Regions from separate parts of the Homo sapiens genome. Here region 1 is linked to region 2. Evidence: chromatin loops called from intact Hi-C (ENCODE). Cell type or tissue: OCI-LY7. All regions are shown on one strand. Each heading gives the region's core, and the rest is flanking DNA. Links, peaks and the distances in the headings are about the cores only.

The links. A loop is a pair of places that touch in the nucleus more often than their neighbours do. Peaks named below come from ENCODE experiments on the same cell type or tissue, not always from the same donor. Only the 100,000 strongest peaks of a DNase experiment are listed, where the experiment ranks them.
Region 1: it touches region 2 in a loop (4-fold over the local background); 27 of 110 quality-filtered maps call a loop at or near these places.

Annotation. Positions count from the first base shown.
Region 1 is chr4:144,172,958-144,175,884 of GRCh38, forward strand. The region is part of intron 9 of LOC105377460 (a long non-coding RNA gene); the gene reads left to right. Among named protein-coding and RNA genes, the nearest start is that of GYPA, 34 kb to the left of the region's middle. In OCI-LY7, for the core only: CTCF peaks have their summits at 1,578 (motif pointing right) and 1,787; a DNase peak (open chromatin) is centred at 1,644.
Region 2 is chr4:145,608,577-145,611,503 of GRCh38, forward strand. No RefSeq gene overlaps it. Among named protein-coding and RNA genes, the nearest start is that of MMAA, 9.3 kb to the right of the region's middle. In OCI-LY7, for the core only: CTCF peaks have their summits at 1,434 (motif pointing left) and 1,637; DNase peaks (open chromatin) are centred at 1,125 and 1,425; H3K27ac peaks cover 652 bases.

The DNA of each region.
Region 1 (2,927 bases), core at 149-2,648, 1.4 Mb before region 2:
CCTGGTTTAAGCTGGTTTTTCCTAAACACACCCTGGAGAGAATGACTCTTCAGTACCATTTTCCTGGATCTCCTGAGCAATTCTTTTTGTTTGTTTGTTTATACTTTGTCTTCCATTAGACAGCATTATTTTGCTTTCAACCATATAACCCTAACCAATACAAATACGGTAGAAGGCACTCATGATCAAAGAGAAAGAGCCCTAAAATCAGAATCTCAGAGTGAGGTTGTACCTGGGGACCACGATGCATTGGTATCTTTGTGGATCTGGAAAAATGCTCATCACGACTAATCACCGATGAAATGCAAATCTAAACCATAGGGAGATATCATCTCACCCCAGTTGGAATGGACATTATCAAAAAGCCAAAATAATAATAATAAGAAGAAATGCTGGTGAGGATTTGGAAAAAGGGGAACTCCTATGCACTGTTGGTGGGATGTAAAATAGTACAGCCACTATGGAAAGTAGTATGGAGGTTCCTCTAAAAACTACAAATAGAACACCATATGATTCACTAACTGCTGAGTGTATATTCAAAAATCAGTATGTCAAAGAGATACCTACACTCTTTTTTTGTTTTGAGATGGAGTCTTGCTCTTGTCGCCCAGGCTGGAGTGCAGCGAGGTGATCTTGGCTCACTGCAATCTCCGCCTCCCGGGTTCGAGATATTCTCCTGCCTCAGCCTCCCAAGTCACTGGGATTACAGGTGCCCATGACCATGCCTGGCTATTTTTTGTATTTATAGTAGAGACGGGGTTTCACCACATTGGCCAGGCTGGTCTTGAACTCCTAACCGCAGGTCATCAGCCAGCCTCGGCCTTCCAAAGTGCCGGGATTACAGGAGTGAGCCACCAGGCCCGGCCAATACCTGCACTCTTCTGTTTATTCCAGCACTATTCGCAATAGCCAACATATGGAATCAACCTAAATAAGTGTCCATCAACAAATGAATAAATGAAGAGAATGTGGTGTATAAAGAGTGGAATACTGTTCAACCATTAAAAGAATGAAATTTGGTCCTTCGTGGCAACACGGATGAGCCTGAAGGACGTTACGTTAAATGAAATAAGCCAGGCACGGAAAGACAAATACCACATGAGCTCAATCATATGTGGAAGCTAAAAAAGTTGATATCATGTAAGTAGAGAGTAGAACCGTGGTTACAAAGTCTGGGAAGAGTAGGGGGAAGAGGGGCTAGGGGAGATTGGTTAAGGGATACAAAATTATAGCTAGATAGGAGGAATGTGTTCTAATGGTCTATAGCACTGTAGTGTGGACCAGAGTTAACAACAATTTATTGTATATTTTCAAATAGCTAGAAGAGAGGATTTTGAGTATTCTCAACACAAAGAAATGATAAATGTTTGAGGTGACTGTCTTGCTCATTACCCTGATTTGATCATTACACATTGTACACATGTATGAAAATATCACATTGCACTCCACAAATATGTACACTTATTATGTGGCAATTAAAAATAATAACCAATAAATAAATAATGAGTAGAAAAATTAGAAAACGAATATGTAATATCTAACTCTGTAGAGCCCTCTATTTTAGAAAAGAAACTTGGTAGATTTGTTCTAAGATTTGATCGCTAGAGGTCACCAAAGTCACAGAAATTATCAGTATTTTTTTCTTTCCGTTTTTGAGTCACAGGCGGATGTCTCTGGCCTCTCCCATTATGCAGTGCATTTACTGGAAGACCTTTTGCTGCTTAGTCTTAAGGAGAGTAAACTGTTTGGACTAGTTTTTTCTAATATTAAATATTCCAGGAAACAGACAGCCATCTATCTATGGGACTATTCAAAACAGATGGGTGTTTCTAGAGAATGTGATTTATTTCCTTCTCTGATACCAAAGGGCCTATTGGTTGATACCTGCTGAATGTGAGTTCTGAGTAATGTTGTTGAGACAGAACCACAGAACACCCAGCAGCAGCACACACCGTTTCAAGTGAAACAGCATGGACCATTTCAAGGAAAAAACATTGTGCCTTTACTGGTAACATGTCTGGTGTAGGAGGGCTCCAATGAAGCAGAACATTCAAGAACACCCATTGCATCTTTTAAATAACAGACCACACTACCTTTTGCATGTTAATAATTCTCCATTTTTTTTTATTGAACTCAACATTAGCCTAAATCCCCAGACCCTAAATTTGTGGAGATTCAAAAACAAACAAGATTGGAATCCTGAAAAGACTCAATGAAACTGTCTCAATTTAAGAGATGCTTCTAGCAGAGATAGAAAGATATAATAGCTAATTTCAGTTTTTTTAGCATGCTCACATTTTAGGGAGGCATAATTCATATTAAAACTTTCTAATTCTGTAATTAGACAAGATGTAGCCTGTAGAAGATGAATATTTGTCAGGAGTTAAATGCAGCTAACAAAGATGCAACAGGCAAGAAGCCTTTCACATTTTCAAGGTTTCATTTACCAATAGCTACATTATTTCCCTGGTTATGTAGATAAGTTTGTGTTTAAATGGTCTCCTGCAGAAACTAAGTAAACCATTTTTTTTCCCATAAGACCTCACAGTGCTTAGATACCTGACAAATCCAAAGTTAAGGCTTTGGTACAAGCCATAACCTAAAAGACTCAAGCCAATATCAACGTGACACATTTTGCATTTAGGCTTGTTCTTTATTCAGTGGACTTCATTTGACTTTGATCTTGGTTAACTTTGAAGTATGCAAGGTTCCCACTTTCCATAAGGGTTTTTTTTTTTTTTCCAGTTAAATCAGACAGGCAGGCAAAGGAAATCTAAACCTTGAAAGAAGTGAAAACAACTAGACACAGTCAGTGATATATTTTCACTACTTTGTTTAAAACAGCACATTGCCATACTTAAAACACTTCACATCAATGAGTTATTTATTAAGTTTTAAATATAAGTCACATTTTCCACTGTATCTTA
Region 2 (2,927 bases), core at 292-2,791:
TACCCCCCCCCCCAACATCCTTAATCATTATAAGACTTATTTATAGGAGTAAAATAGTTTCTCATATAAAATTTGAAAACAGCATCTGCAATATAATCAGGCAGGAGGAAAATGGTATATTTAATCACATCACTCCAAGGCAACCATTAATAACTAGTTTTGCTTCTTTCCTTCTAATATTTCTTCTAGAATTGTTTTACATAATTGAGACTCTTCTGCTATTATATAATAGGCATTTTCCATTATTAAAAATTATTTAACAGAATCATGTTTAAATGCCTTGACAATATACTATTATTTACTTAATATTTCTTTAATATTAAACTGGCATTTCCAATATCTTTGTATTATTAATTATGCTTTGGTGAATTTGTTTTCTTTCTATCCTTTTTTTTGTTTTGTTTTGAGATAGAGTCTTGCTCAGGCTGGAGTGCAGTGGCGCGATCTCAGCTCACTGCAACCTCCGCCTCCCAGGTTAATGTGATTCTTCTGCCTCAGCCTTCCAAGTAGCTGCGATTACAGGTGCCCACCAGCATGCCTCGCTAATTTTTGTATTTTTGGTAGAGACAGTGTTTCACCATGTTGGCCAGGTTGGTCTCGAACTCCTGACTTCACGTGATCTGCCTGCCTCAGCCTCCCAAAGTGCTGGGATTACAGGCGTGGGCCATAAGTAACACAGTGGATCCCTAACTTTTGGGTGCATCCAAAAGCCCTGAAAGGCCTCATTCCCCAAGTTTCAGGTTCAGTAAAAGTCTGAGCGTGGCCAAATAATTTGTATTTCTAACATTTCAGGTGATGTCAATGCTGCTGGTCCAGGGACCAAACTTGGAGAATCACTGTAATAATGACATGTAAGGATTTGTTTCAATAATTTCTGAAAAGCAATGCTTCTTCCTTCTATTGTTGTTTCCATCTTTGATAATGCAGGGAAAAATAATACTTATTTTAGATTAGAAAAGGAAGTAGTAATGTCTATTAAAGGTTTTTAAAAATCTTTTAGTCATTGGCTTTTGCTAACTCGTTTGCACTGATTGTGGAATCTTACTGGAACCATTTGACCCTGGAGCTACATCACTATACAGCTGGTCTCATTTTTTTTAAGTCACCTGCCCTCATTTAATTCATTTCCTTTGGTGTTTTCCTTCCTGTGGAAAGTCTCTGACATCTGTCCTACATACTTCCTTATGAATACAAAAGCTCATCTTTTTTATTTTTAAGTTTTATGAGTCAATTACTCTTACCCTTTTTGTATTTGTGATGTTTTCATTCCTTATGTTTTCAAAAGACACTCTAGTCTATAATTATTTATGATTGCTCTTTAAAAAAATTTTTAAACATCTTTTACTACATTCTGTTGACATATTTAGGTCTGAGCCTAATGTCAAATACTAGCAGCAGATGACTTCTCACTTCACTGGCACCATCATGTGGTGAAATTGTGCGCTACATCGAAACATTTGCCAACATGGTGCCATTTCATCACATCTTATGTATAGATAACACTGAAATTGGAACTATCATAATAAGTTAGGGAATCTGAAATAATCCTGTTACTTTAGTAAATTCACAGAAAAGTAAGCACCAATGATTAAGTATGTGGACACTGAAGTCAATTACATGAGCTCAAAGCCAGACTTTTATACTATCATGTAACATTTGGGCACATTGGTTAATCTCCCTGAGTCTCAGTTTCCCTGTATGTAAAATGGGATAACAGTAGCATCTATCTCACAGGGATGTTGACAATAGCCATAAAATAGTTTAATAATATCAGCTGCGATTAGTTGTTACCATGCCATCACATTTGATTTTCCCTTTATGTTCATACCAAGAAAAGAAAATCAGACTTCCCCTGTGAGTTTAGAAAATTATACCAAAATGGAATAATTGTTTTCAGAATTATTAGAAGTAACATGAAGTTAAAAACTGTAAAAGATAAAGGTTGAAAAAACATTTAAATAAAAGTCATTTTTTTAAAAAGGCAACTTCTGGAAAGAAAGGTCTATGAACTCTATTTACCAAGTGAAATTTGAAAATTAATCTCATTATATTAAGCATAATCGACAGTCAAAATAAACAATTGTGAAGATGAGTAACTTAAAACCTTTTTAAGGGTCAAAAATACTTTTTAAAATTAAAAGTGATTTATAGTCCCCAATCCTCTCAATGATCTATTGAAAGAGAAATGTTTAATTTTATAAATCCTTGAAAGAGATACATGTGGGACAGATCTGTATGTTGGAAATCTTTCTATTAAAAAATAAATTATTTTATCACGATAATAGTGAGAGTAGAAGAAAGCATGCAGGGTTGCTGTGATTTGAATGTGTTCCCCAAAGTTAATGTGTTGGAGGCTTCATTTCCAATGCAATGGTGTTGAGAAGTGAAACTTTTGAGAGGTGACTGGGTCCTGAGGGCTCTACTCTCATTAAGGGATGAATGGAGCCATTATTGCAGGAGTGCATAATTGTCATGGGAGTGGAGTTCCTGATAAAAGGATAAGTTCAGCCCCCTTCCCTACTCTTTTCCCTTGCCTACTCTTTCCCTCTCTTGCCCTCCAAGCCTTCCACCATGGAATGATGGAGCAAGAAGGCCTCACCAGGTGTGGGACCCTTGATTCTGGACTTCCCAGCCTCCAGAACTGTAAGGAATAATTTCTCTTCTTTATAAATTACCTAGTCTGTGGCATTCTGTTATAGAAGCACAAAACAGACTAAGACATAAAATTGGTGTTGAGGAGTGGGGCTGTTGCTACAACAAATACCTGAAAATGTAGATGTGGCTTTGGAACTGGGTAACAAATAGAGGCTGGAAGAATTTGGAGGAGCAAATAGAAAAGCCTCGACTGCTGTGAATGGAGCACTGGGCAATTCTGGTGAGAAGACAAGAACTGTGAGGAGAGCCTAATCTTCTTAAGGATTACTTAA